Regions from separate parts of the Homo sapiens genome. Here region 1 is linked to region 2. Evidence: chromatin contacts called from ENCODE Hi-C or POLR2A ChIA-PET data. All regions are on one chromosome and are shown on one strand. The core of a region is the stretch at or near the end of the contact, and the rest is flanking DNA. Distances in the headings are between cores, read along the strand shown.

The links. A loop is a pair of places that touch in the nucleus more often than their neighbours do. ChIA-PET counts read pairs that join two places held with the same protein, here RNA polymerase II (POLR2A). Pooled maps may share reads with other maps.
Region 1: a loop to region 2 is called in a pooled map, with 2.7 times the contacts of the local background. The contact joins the enhancer-like site here to the promoter of PTH2 in region 2. A Hi-C loop is called at or near these places in 6 of 50 pooled maps. POLR2A ChIA-PET finds 5 or more read pairs at or near these places in 23 of 52 experiments (A673, CD4-positive, alpha-beta T cell, CD4-positive, alpha-beta memory T cell and 17 more).

Annotation. Positions count from the first base shown.
Region 1 is chr19:49,465,257-49,471,629 of GRCh38, reverse strand. ALDH16A1 (aldehyde dehydrogenase 16 family member A1) reads right to left here. Exons shown (of 17, transcript NM_153329.4): 13 at 5,725-5,892; 14 at 5,347-5,548; 15 at 3,064-3,249; 16 at 2,644-2,766; 17 at 580-1,324. The coding sequence ends at 1,163. Among named protein-coding and RNA genes, the nearest start is that of FLT3LG, 5.8 kb to the left of the region's middle. RefSeq lists a silencer at 2,127-2,176 and an enhancer at 2,597-2,796. Within about 2 kb of position 2,494, at least 21 of the 41 ENCODE cell types and tissues checked have a DNase peak (open chromatin) inside an H3K27ac peak, as active enhancers do; they include CD4-positive, alpha-beta T cell and GM12878, where a contact is called at or near this core.
Region 2 is chr19:49,419,988-49,425,787 of GRCh38, reverse strand. PTH2 (parathyroid hormone 2) reads left to right here and starts at 2,347. Exons shown (of 2, transcript NM_178449.4): 1 at 2,347-2,576; 2 at 3,146-3,369. The coding sequence starts at 2,449. The coding sequence ends at 3,320. GFY (golgi associated olfactory signaling regulator) reads right to left here and starts at 400. Exons shown (of 4, transcript NM_001195256.2): 1 at 299-400. RefSeq lists a silencer at 2,028-2,231.

The sequences.
Region 1 (6,373 bases), core at 1,245-3,744, 46 kb before region 2:
GGAGGATTGAGCCCAGGTCGAGGGTGGGTTCAGTAAGCTGTGACTGCGCCACTGTATTACAGCCTAAAAAACAGAGCAAGATCCTTTATTTAAAAATCAACAGTCGTGCGCAGTGGCTTAAGTCTGTAATCTTAGCACTTTGGGGAGACCAAGACAGGCGGACCGCTTGAGGTCAGGAGTTTGAAACCAGCCAGGCCAAGATGGTGAAACCCCGTCTGTACTAAAAATACAAAAAATTATCTGGGTGTGGTGGCGCGAGCCTGTAATTCTAGCTACTCTGGAGGCCGAGGCAGGAGAATCGCTCGAACCTGGGAGGCGGAGGTTGCAGTGAGCCGAGATCACCCCGCTGCACTCCAGCCTGGCCGACAGAGAGACTCTGTCTCGAAAAAACAAAAAACAAACCAAAAAAACCCACCCACAACCAGAATCCTAAGGCAGTGGTGTGCTGAAGCGGCTCGTATTGGCTCATGGGAGCTGACCTGTTAACAATTCAGGATCTCGCAGGCAGTTGTTTAATCACCTGTACCTTGAAATCCGGCACGGTGGGAGCATTTACATCATGGAAATTGACAAAAGTCATATAGGAGGACTTTAATTTTATTCCAGAGAGTTCCTTTACTGCATATGGATTCTGGGGCCATGAAAAGGTAGAGAAAACCAGAGAGCAAGAGCCACCAGATGGAGAAGACAAGAAGATATGAGAGTCCTAAGGCCCTGTCTGGGGTCCTCGGGGGTCCCCTTTCTCTGTTTCACAAACACAGCACCGTGCTGGAGCCGGCTCCTGAGCTGCTCAACCTCAGAACTAAAATGGCCTCGAGCCAGGTGTGGTGGTGCATGTCTGTGGCCCCAGCTACATATGAGGCTGAGGCATGAGGATCCCTTGAGCCCCAGAGGTCGAGGCTGCAGTGGGCCGAGATTGTGCCACTGCGCTCCAGCCTGGGTGACAGAGCCAGACGTTGTCTCAAAAAAAAAAAAAAAAAAGAAAAAAGCCTCATATCTGCCAGAAGTTGCTACACCCTTTCTTCTCGCAGAAGCACAGCTAGGGTTGGTCAGAGAGTTTATTGGGAGACACAGGAACCAGAAGGGGAAAGTCCCAGGTGTCTGTGGGGTGCATCTCCCCTTGGTGTGAGGTGTCCAAAATGCAGTAGGTGGCGCTCAGGCATCAGTCCCCCATAGGCAGCCACAGGGCCTTGGTCCGCGCCACTCGCAGCCCCAGCTCTGGGCCTGCCCCCTCGGCCTCCTGGTCCCAGGCCCGCGGGCAGCCCCTGCTCGCCCACACCGGTTTGAGGTTTCCTGCCGAGGCCCACTCGACAAACTGGGAACCCTGAGGGGAGGAAGAGACGGGGGTAAGCACTTCTGCAGGCTTGTTGCTGAGCACCTGCTTCCTCCGCGATGAAGACTGTTACTGACGAGGGGCTTCAGGCTGGACCCAGGCTCTGCAGCTACAATGCCCAGCTCCTCCCAAGCAGAACTTCCAGATGGTAGGGAAAAGCACTGGACCCAGTGGTTAGGGAATTTCCTCTCCCTTAACAGCCCATGTTGAAAGGAATGGGCCCCAAGGCTCTTGTCAACAAGTTCACATCTGTTACCAACAGGAGGTTTAAGAGAGTGGACGGTGGGGCGCGGTGACTCGCTCCTGTAATCCCAGCACTTGGGGTGGCTGAGGCGGGAGGATCGCTTGAGTTCAGGAGTTTGAGACCAGCCTGGACAATATGGCGAGACCCCGTCTCCATTTAAAAAGTAAAAATTGGTTGGGCACAGTGGCTCACGCCTGTAATCTCAGCATTTTGGGAGGCTGAGGCAGGCAGATCACGCGAGGTCAGGAGTTCGAGACCAGCCTGGCCAATATGGCGAAACCCCATCTCTACTAAAAAAAAACCCCCAACAATTAGCTGGGCATGGCGGTGAGTGCCTGTAGTCTCAGCTACTTGGGAGGCAGGAGAATCACTTGAACCCGGGAGGCAGAGGTTGCAGTGAGCCAAGATCGTGCCACTGTATTCCAGCCTGGGCGACAGAGTGAGACTCTGTCTCAAAAAAAATAAAATAAAATAAAATAAAATAAAAAAAAAAACAGTAGACTCAACCAGTTGTGCTGGCTCACACCTGTAATCCCAGCACTTTGAGAGGCCGAGGCGGGCAGATCACTTGAGCCCAGGAGTTCAAGATCAGCCTGGCCAACATAGAGAAACCCCAGTCTCTGCAAAAGAAAAAAATTAGCTGGGCATGGTGGTGCACGCCTGTGGTCCCAGCTACTCAGGAAGCTGAGGTGGGACGGTGGCTTGAGCCTGGGAGGTTGCGGCTGCAGTGAGGTATGATTGCATCTGGGTGACAGGGTGAGGTTCTGTCTCAAAATAGAAAAACAAAGCGTAGACTGTGGGCCTCCAAATCTAGGGTGTGGTCCTTAGCAACGGGCTGTCCCCTGAGACGAGGTCTTTGGGCTAGGCAGCTCTCAGGCCCCTGTTGCTAAGGACAGCCTCTTCCTTAGTAACTTGAGTCCTAAGGGCGGGGCCTCAAAACCTTCTTGTCAAGGAGTTTCTCCCCTTACCAACAGGAGTTCTAAGAGGGCGGGGCTGTGTTTCCAGAAAAGGAGGAGCCTGTTTGAAGTTTGAGATGCTGAAGATGGCAAAACAGAACAAAGAGCACCTGGGCTGATCCGAAATACCACATGGCCTGGACGTCTTGGTGCAAGGCCAGGCAGCGGGTCAGATGGTCCCGGTCTCCTGTCACCACGTTGGCCAGGCCTGCTGGGAACACGGTGGCCATGTCCTAGGGGATAGAGAGAGTGAAAGGTTGGGGAGGCCGTGGGGGCAGGGCAAGGAGTGGGCATTCAGGGGGTGCCCATGGGAGGGAAGGGGATGGGGGGTCATGGAGGAGAAAGCCCCAGGCCTAGGGTGAAGAATGGGCACTGGGTCCCCAAGGAGTGAAGGTTTGGGTGCTGGGGCTGGGGGCAGCATGGGTACCACGGAGGGTGGGGTAAGAGACAAGCTCCTGCCGACTTTGGGGCGCCTTTTTCTGCTGCCCTGAGGCTACGGGGAGGAGAGGCAGGAAGGCAGGGGGCTATACCTGGCAGACCTCCAGGGCCAGCAGAGGACAGGCCGCACTGGGCACCATGACCACAGTGTTGCCGTAGGCCAGGGCGGGAGCCAGCAGGGACACGAAGGCAAGCAGGGGCCACTCGTCCGGACACACCACAGCCAGCACACCCAGCGGCTCCCGCAGGCGCAGCACAGGGCCTCTCAGCCCGGCTACCTGCAGGGACAGGTGGGTCACGTGTGGGGCAGGGGAGCCCCGCCCGCAGTAAATGAGAGATCCAGTTCCTCTACATTCTCCCCAACACTTGGTGTTGGCCCAAACCGCACCATTGTGGAAGCCCCTGCCATTTCGCAGACGCTGGTCAAAGTGAATCATTCCACGGGGGTTCGGGCGGTGAGAAACATCCTGCATAACCGCCTTTCTTTTTTTTTTTTTTTGAGACGGACTCTCACTCTGTCGCCCTGGCTAGAGTGCAGTGGTGCGATCTTGGCTCACTGCAACCTCCGCCTCCCGGGTTCACGCCATTCTCCTGCCTCAGTCTCCTGAGTAGCTGAGACTACAGGCACCTGCCACCATGCCCGGCTAATTTTTTTTTTTTGTATATTTAGTAGAGACGGGGTTTCACTGTGTTAGCCAGGATGGTCTCGATCTCTTGACCTTGTGATCTGCCCACCTTGGCCTCGCAAAGTGCTGAGATTACAGGCGTGAGCCACTGCGCCTGGTCTATTTTCTTTTGTTAAAAATAAATATGGTGTTGGGGGGTGGGAGGCAAGGGGAGGGAACTTAGAGGGCAGGTCAATAGGTGCAGCAAACCACCATGGCACGTGTATCCCTATGTAACAAGCCTGCGCGTTCTGCACATGTATCCCAGAACTAAAGTAAAATAAAATTTAAAAAAAAGAAGGCCGGGTGTAGTGGCTCACACCTGTAATCCCAGCACTTTGGGAGGCCAAGGTGGGCGGATCACGAGGTCAGGAGATCGAGACCATCCTAACATGGTGAAACCCTGTCTCTACTAAATATACAAAAAAAAAATTAGCCGGGTGTGGTGGTGGGCACCTGTAGTCCCAGCCACTCGGAAGGCTGGGGCAGGAGAATGGCGTGAACCTGGGATGCAGAGGTTGCAGTGAGCCGAGATTGCGCCACTGCACTCCAGCCTGGGCGACAGAGCGAGACTCTGTCTCAAAAAAAAAAAAAAAAGAAAGAAAGAAATATGGTTTGGCCCATGATATAGTTCAGATGTCCCACCCAAATCTCATGTTGAAATGTAATCCCTGGCCAGGCGCAGTGGCTCACGCCTATAATCCCAGCACTTTGGGAGGTCAAGACAGGCGGATCACTTGAAGCTAGGAGTTCAAGATCAGCCTGGGCAACATGGCGAGTCTCTTGTCTCTGCAAAAATACAAAAACACCCAGTCATGTGTGCTGGTGTGTGCCTGTGATCCCAGATACTCAGGAGGCTGAGGTGGGGGGCTCACTTGGACCTCGGAGGTTGAGGCTGCAGTGAGCCATGATTGTGGCACTGCACTCCAGCCGGGTGCCAGAGGGAGACTGGTGCCAACATGCCCAGCTAATTTATCTATTTTTTGTGGAGACAGGGTTTCACTGTGTTGCCCAGGCTGGTTTCAAACTCCTGGCCTCAAGCGATCCACCCACTTTTGCCTCCCAAAGTGCTAGGATTACAGGCGTGAGCCACCATGTCTGGCCAGGTATTTTTTGTTTTTTGTTTTTTTTTGTGACACAAGGTCTCACTCTGTCACTCAGGCTGGAGTGCAGTGGCACGATCTCGGCTCACTGCAACCACTGCCTCCTGGGTTCAAGCAATTTTCCTGCCTCAGCCTCCTAAGTAGCTGGGACTATAGGTGCCCACCACCGTACCCAGCTAATTTTTTGTATTTTTAGTAGAGACCAGGTTTCACCGTGTTGCCCAGGCTGGTCTCGATCTCCTGACCTCGTGATCCGCCTGCCTCAGCCTCGCGAAGTACTGGGATTACAGGCGTGAGCCACTGCGCCCCCAGGTGTTTCTTTACAGCAATGTGAGAACCGCCTAACAGCCCACTAAATTGATTTTAGGGTCCAGGAATGGGTCGCTATCCATCATCTGGCGAACGCTACTCTACGAGGCGGGTTGTGTGCCCACTCACTGTACAGATGAGGGAACTGAGGTAGGGAGAGGTGAAGCCACTTGCTGATGATCCTGCCGTGGAAGGCGGTGGGGCTGGGCCCGAATTCCAAGCCTGGGTTATCTCACAGCCTCTGGTCTGAGCCCCACCCCGCCTGCCCAGCTGGCCCAGGTGCCCACAGACCCTTCACCTGCAGGGTGTGGCCTTGGGCCTGCACCCGGGCCCCCCACGCCCGAAGTCGTCTTGCGCTCAGCTCCACCTCCGCCTCCGCAGCCTTGAGCTCCGCTCCCTGCCTCTCCAGCCTCGAGGCCAGGGTAGACTTCCGGCGCTCCAGTGCAGCCGCCAGGGCCCACAGCAGGGCTGCCCGGGCTCCTGGGGACTGGCCCGCCCAGCTGTGGGCAGACAGCGCACAGTGGGGGTTGGCATCCTGGTCTTGGCTCTCCTGACACCCCACCTCTGTCCACAGCCCCTACCCTGGGGGCCCAGCCTCCCAGTCCACCAATTGCTGTGGGCAGGCTCCCCTCTCTGCCACACCATGACCCTTGGGCTTTCCCGTGTGACCCCTTACCCAGGGAAAGCCTGGTGAGCGGCCTCCACAGCACCTCGGATGTCCTTGGCTCCACCCTCAGCCACGTAGCCATGGAGGTTGCCAGACGAATCCCGGATGGGCCTGGAGCTTCGGGCCCCAGGAGCCTGGAAACGGCCCCCAACGAAGAGCCCATAGGGGGGTGCTGGGCTGGAGTAGGGTGGGACATGAGGAGGAGTCCTGGGGCCTCAATCTGCTCAGACCCTATGCTCTACCGCACTGGGAAGACTGCCTTGGCTCCCGTGAGCCTCTGGGGCACCCCAAACCCCTGTTCCCATGAGCCTCTGGGGGACCCTAAAACTCCTGCTCCCATGATTCACTGGGGGACCCTAAACTCCAGCTCCCATGAGCCTCTGGGGGACCTTAAACTGCTCCCATGAGCCTCTGGGGAACCCCAAATTCCTGCTCCCATGAGCCTCTGGATGACTCAAGTTTCTGCTCCCATGAGCCTCTGGGGGACCCCAAACCCCTGTTCCCACTAGCCTCTGGGTACCCTAAACTCCTGCTCCCATGAGCCTCTGGGGGACCCTAAACTCCTACTCCCATGAGCCTCTGGCAGACCCTAAACTGCTCTCATAAGCCTGTGGGGCACCCCAAATTCCTGTTCCCATGAGCCCCGGAGGACCCAAAG
Region 2 (5,800 bases), core at 1,098-3,597:
AGGGGTGAAAGGAGATAAGAGGCCTTGAGCTCTTGGTTCCTGAGTTAGAAAGGAATTGGGAGCTCTGAGTCCTCCAGAAATAGGGTCTGGGGTCTGGGCTCTGCAGAGTAGAGGGGTAGGGACTTGAAGAAGAGAGCTTTGGGGCAGGACTCTCAAGTCTGTTATTGAAGATGGAGCTAGGATTTCGGCATCTCCGGGGCCAGTCTGGGCAGAGAAGCATAGGTCTGTGTTCAGGTGGAGGTGGAGGCGGCCGACACATCGATGGGACAGGCTTACTTGAGGTCCTGGGGTCTCTTACCTGCTCTGGTGTCCAAGGTAACAGCAGATAAGCAGAGCTGGATGCAGAGAACGGTGAATGTTGCAGAACAGATCTGGGCAGGGCGGTGGGAGGTAGGGTCTCAGGGGCACACAGGTGACGCACCTCACCCCCTCCCAGGGGATCCTGGGAGCCTAGCGACAGACTTAGACTCTTAAAGGGACAGAAGTAAAGGACATTTTCTCTGGGGTGGGGAAGGGAGTTAGAAACTGGATTGATCTAGTGGAGATGTGGCCCAAATTATTTTTTTGAAACCAGTGGTCCTGGCCCTCTACCCTCTCCTACCTGAAAACCCAGGGGTCTAGTTCCCTGGTACCTTCCTATTTCAAGTCCCCTAAGTTGTATCCCCCAGCTCCCTCCCCCCAGACTCAGAACTCCAGTCCTCTAGCTCCTTCCTTCCTCAGATTCAGGAATCCAAGTCCCCAGCCTCCTCCTTCCCCAGAACATAGGAATCTGGGTCCCTGTCCCATCCACTCTTAGACTCAGGAGTCCAAGCTTCTGCCACCACCTTCCTAGGAAACTAGGAGCCCAAGTTCCCACATCCCAAGTTTCTACTGCTCTGTAGGACTTCCAAGTTTTGCCCATCTTCTCCTCACTGTGTATAAAGGCCCCTCTTTTTAAATTTTTTTTTTTTTTTGAGACAGAGTCTCACTCTGTTGCCCAGGCTGGAGTGCAGTGGTGCGATCTCAGCTCACTGCAACCTCCCTCTCCCAGGTTCAAGCGATTTTCCTGCCTCAGCCTCCCAAGTAGCTGGGATTACACCACACCTAATTTATGTATTTTTGTAGAGAAGGAGTTTCGCCATGTTGGCCAGTCTGGTCTCGAACTCCTGACCTCAAGTGATCCACCCACCACGGCCTTCCAAAGTGCTGGGATTACAGGCATGAGCCACAGCACCCGGCTGAGGCCCCTCTTAAGAGTCAGTGTGGACTGGGTGTGCTGGCTCACGCCTGTAATCCCAACACTCTGGGAGGCCAAGGAGGGCAGATCACAAGGTCAGGAGTTCAAGACCAGCCTGGCCAACAGTTTGGCGAAACCCTATCTCTACTAAAAATACAAAAATTAGCTGGGCGTGATGGTGGGCACCTGTAATCCCAGCTACTCGGGAGGCTGAGGCAGGACAATGGCTTGAACCTGGGAGGTGGAGGTTGCAGTGAGCCGAGATAGTGCCATTGCACTCCAGCCTGGGCAACAAGAGCAAGACTCCATCTCAAACAGACAAACACACACACACAAAAAGAGTCAGTGTGAGGAGGACTGGGCTTTAATCTTCACAGCACCCCCAAACTCCTCCCAGATAAGGGCTTAGACACATCCTTAGGGCAGCTCAGGAGCCCTGTCTGTTTTCCCCTCTTCTCACTCTCTGAGGTTTTTCTGATGTGGTCTGTCACTTTTCCTGTCCTCACACCCCTGCCACACGTACCCTTTGCCATTTCTTGCCTTTCCCCCCTCCCTACCTCACCCTCGATCTTTCTGGGCCTCTCGCTGCTGTATTTATCTCTGGGCAGCTCCTTCCAGACCAGGACGTCCTTCCATTTCCGTCTGTCTTTCTGAGAGCCTTTTCTTTCCCTCCTCCATCTCCATCTGACTGTTCGTTTCCATCTCCTTCGCTCTCTTTTCTTGTTTTCTTCCTTTTCCTTTCTTTTTCTGTCGTTCCCATTCTTTCTCTCTATTTCTTCCTCGGCCACTCTGTCTTTGTCCTTCTCTTTGTGTCTCTGTTCCTCTGACGGTCCTTCCGCCAGTCTCTATTTTTAGCCCTCTGACACACCCCCTGTGTCCACCTCTCTGTCTGTCTGTCTCTCCCCCTCCCTCGTCTCAGGTCCAGCTTCTGGTCCCAATTAGTTGGTGGCGGCCAAGGCAGCGGCAGGTCCCCCACCCCCGGCTCCTCATTACCGCTGGCGGCTCCTAATGAGCCTGGGGAGGGGGTGACCCCGCGTCCCCGGCCCCCCGGCCTGCGTCACTGCCCGGTGCGGGGGCTGCGGAGGCGATATAAGGGGGCTGCCACCATCGCTGCCCCAGCCCACTGCACGGTAGGGGACTGTGCGGGAAGCTGGGGGTGGATGCATGGTGGGGCCCGGGGTTCTGGGCCGGGATGCAGCCCTACTGAGCCCCTTTCTGGTTCTCCACAGGTGATGGAGACCCGCCAGGTGTCCAGGAGCCCTCGGGTTCGGCTGCTGCTGCTGCTGCTGCTGCTGCTGGTGGTGCCCTGGGGCGTCCGCACTGCCTCGGGAGTCGCCCTGCCCCCGGTCGGGGTCCTCAGGTAGGTGCCAGTCCCAGAACTCCCAGGGAGGGGTGGGAACTTGGAGAAGTGGGAAGAGAACCAAAGAGAAAGGGGACGGAAGATCCAGAAAGCGGAACAGAAGCCCAAAGAGAGGGCGACCGAGACCCAGCGAGAAGACAGAGACTAGGGGTGGGGGAAGGCGGGAGGAGGGTTTGGTGGTAGTGGTGGTGCGGGAAATGGACAGAAAATCAGCAAGGGAAAGAGACACAGAAAGATAGATCCCGAGAAAGGCGTGGAGAGGCTCGAAAGGAGTCGTTGCAGAAACGGATTCATTCTTTGAGCAACGTTTATTGGGTTCTTGGTGTGCGCCTGGCCATGCGCTGAGCGCTGTGGGCGGACAAGTGCATCAGACTCGGTCTCAGTACCTGGGGAGTTTCGAACCTGGTGAGCAGAGAGACAGAGACCCACACAGAGAACGAGAGAGACAGGGGGAGCCGGACCGAGCCACTCCACGGACTGGGCAGTAACGGGGCTTCGAGTTAGACCGCGGGGAGGACAGGCGGCGGCAAGAGCGAGTCTGGACGCGCGGTCACCGCGTCTCTCCACAGCCTCCGCCCCCCAGGACGGGCCTGGGCGGATCCCGCCACCCCCAGGCCGCGGAGGAGCCTGGCGCTGGCGGACGACGCGGCCTTCCGGGAGCGCGCGCGGTTGCTGGCCGCCCTCGAGCGCCGCCACTGGCTGAACTCGTACATGCACAAGCTGCTGGTGTTGGATGCGCCCTGAGCGCGCTGCCCGTCCCCATCTTAATAAAGACCATGCCCTGCGCTCCGGACTGCGCCTAGTTCCTGCGCGACCTGCGTGTGCGTTGGGTTGGGGGCGCGGGGCTTGAAATGGGGGGTAGAAAAGAGACAGGACTCTGTGTCGGCCACTCTGGCATCTCTCTCCTCAGTCCCCACTCTATTTTCTTTCCTCAATTCCGTTTCTCTCTGCCTGTCTTTGTCCAGGAAGCTGGCTTCTTTCCTATTTCTGGATCTCTGCTTCCCTATCGCCCCCACCCCCCCGCCCCCTCCTTTCATTCTGGGCCCCTGTCCCTCCCTACCCCCATCTCTGTCCCCTTCTCTCTGGTTCTCTGTAATCTCCAAGGTCTCTGTCCTCCTCCGTCTCTGTCCCTTTCTCTGGGTCTCTTTCCTCTCTGGGTATGTGTCCCCGTCTCCCTGGGTCCTTGTGGTTATCTCCCCTTTCACCCTTTTGGCTTTCTGGTCTTCTGGGAATCTCTGCCTCCTCTCTCTATTCTCCTTCTGCCTCTGAAACTCTTCCTTCCCTTCTCCATCACTTTCTTTTTTCCTTTTTCCTCTGCCTGACTCCTTCATATCTTCCTTTTCTTTCCTCCGTTAGGTTTCTATCTGTCTCTCCATCAGCTCTCATCTTTGAATTTCGCTGTTCCTCCCTCCCATCACTTCCAGACTTCTCCCCAGGCACAGTGGAAAGATCGCGGGCTCTGGTGTGAGGCAGCCCTAGCATCCAAACCCAGGGTCCTCCAAATCTAGCTGCGTAGTACTGAGAAAGCCTTCTTGACGTCAGTCTCTGTGTCTCCTTTTCTTCATCTGTTACGAGGATCCAATAAGATATACTTCATAAGACTTCAGTACAGCGCCCGTTACGTAGCAAAACGCTTTTATTTGAAAAGGGTTTCCTCTTCTCACAGCAGCGTCCAGCAATTTTTTTCAGGGTTTTCTGACTTCGGGTCTCCTTCTCTAGAGACCTTCGGGGCGCCAGGCTGGGGCAGGAGAAGAGAAAGGAGCAGGCGTCAGGCTCCAAAAAGGACAGGGAAAGGGCGGGAAGATACCTGGGCTGCAGGTGAAGCGAGAAAAGAGCCAATCGAAATCTGTCTCTCTCCCCGGAGGTCCAGCCTGCCCTTCAGCTCCGCCCCTCGTGGTAACCATGGCAACCCGGTGGTCCGCAGAGGGCTAGATCAGCGCGCCTGGGGCGCCGTTCGTGCGGACCGCGCTCTCATTGGTTTAAAGAAGAGAGTGGAGCCGGCCGCGTCTGCTGCGCGGGAAGCGGGGCCGCCGCGCGTGTTTGGCAAGGCGTCCCAAAATTTGCATTTTCGGGAGGCGGACCGAGCCCTAATTGGCCCTTGGACTGTGGGGGCGGGACTGTTTCCTCTGTCCTTCCGAATAACAAAGGAAAGACTGCATTCCTCAAAACTATCTGGAGTTGGCCTAATTTTACAAATAAGACTGAAAGTCAGGAGGAATTTTCCTAAGTTGTTAGAGCTACTAAGCGACAAAAGAATAACTGGAATCCGGGTATGTGCAATTTCAAAAGTCTAGACTTTTCCGCCACTCTCATGGAGAAATGGAATGAAAATGTGAATGAGCAGTTGCTATATAGCAGGCACTCTTCTAAGTGCTGTGCTTGCATTAACTCTTTTAACCTCACAAAGACCCTATGAAGAGCCTCCTCCTGTTTCCCCGCGGGCCTGGTAGCTGGGTACTGGCCTGGTCTCTTCCCACACTCTATTTTCTTCCCGATCCGTATCAGAACATTTGAGGTTTTGCTCAAAATGGTGTCTGGAGCCTCCTCCCTCCCCACTCTACTCTCAAGCAAATTCAGCAGTCCCCACAGCTTCTGCCACCACCCACAGCTGACAACACCCAGACCCCCTTCTCCAGCCTGGGAGCTCAGGGCTCAGGACTCCAGCCCCTAAATGAACTGAGTCTTTCTCTGAACTCACTCCTTATCATGGGTTCCCTATCTTGGGAATGGCTCCACTGTCTACTAGTCACTGGGCCAGGTCCCAGGGGTTGTCCTTGTCCTGCCCCTTTCGCCATCCTTCACAGCTTGTCAGTCTCCAGCCCGGTCCCTCCCACCCTGCCCTGGCTCTGCTCTTCCCTCCTCTCCACCCACATGCCCTGCCTCAGGCCTCATTCTCTCCAACCTGGACCACAGCCCCAGACTCCTCCCCACCTGCTGGCCTCCATTCTCATCCCCTTCATTCATTCATCTCCTCCACAGGCCCTGAATGCTCTTCTTCCTACCCAGAGTTCTGCCTTCCCTTGCTCACAACCCTTTTACCGGCACTAGGGAATAAAGTTCAAGCTGGTGTTCAAATCCCTTCATGGGCTCTTGCCTACCTCTCTTATTTCCCACCACTCTGTAGCCTTCAATCCCTCCCAGGCTCCAAATCTTTAAAAAAAAATTTTTTTTTTAAATCCAGCAACAGGATGCCGCCTATGGCTCTCCAGACACACTGGTCTCTT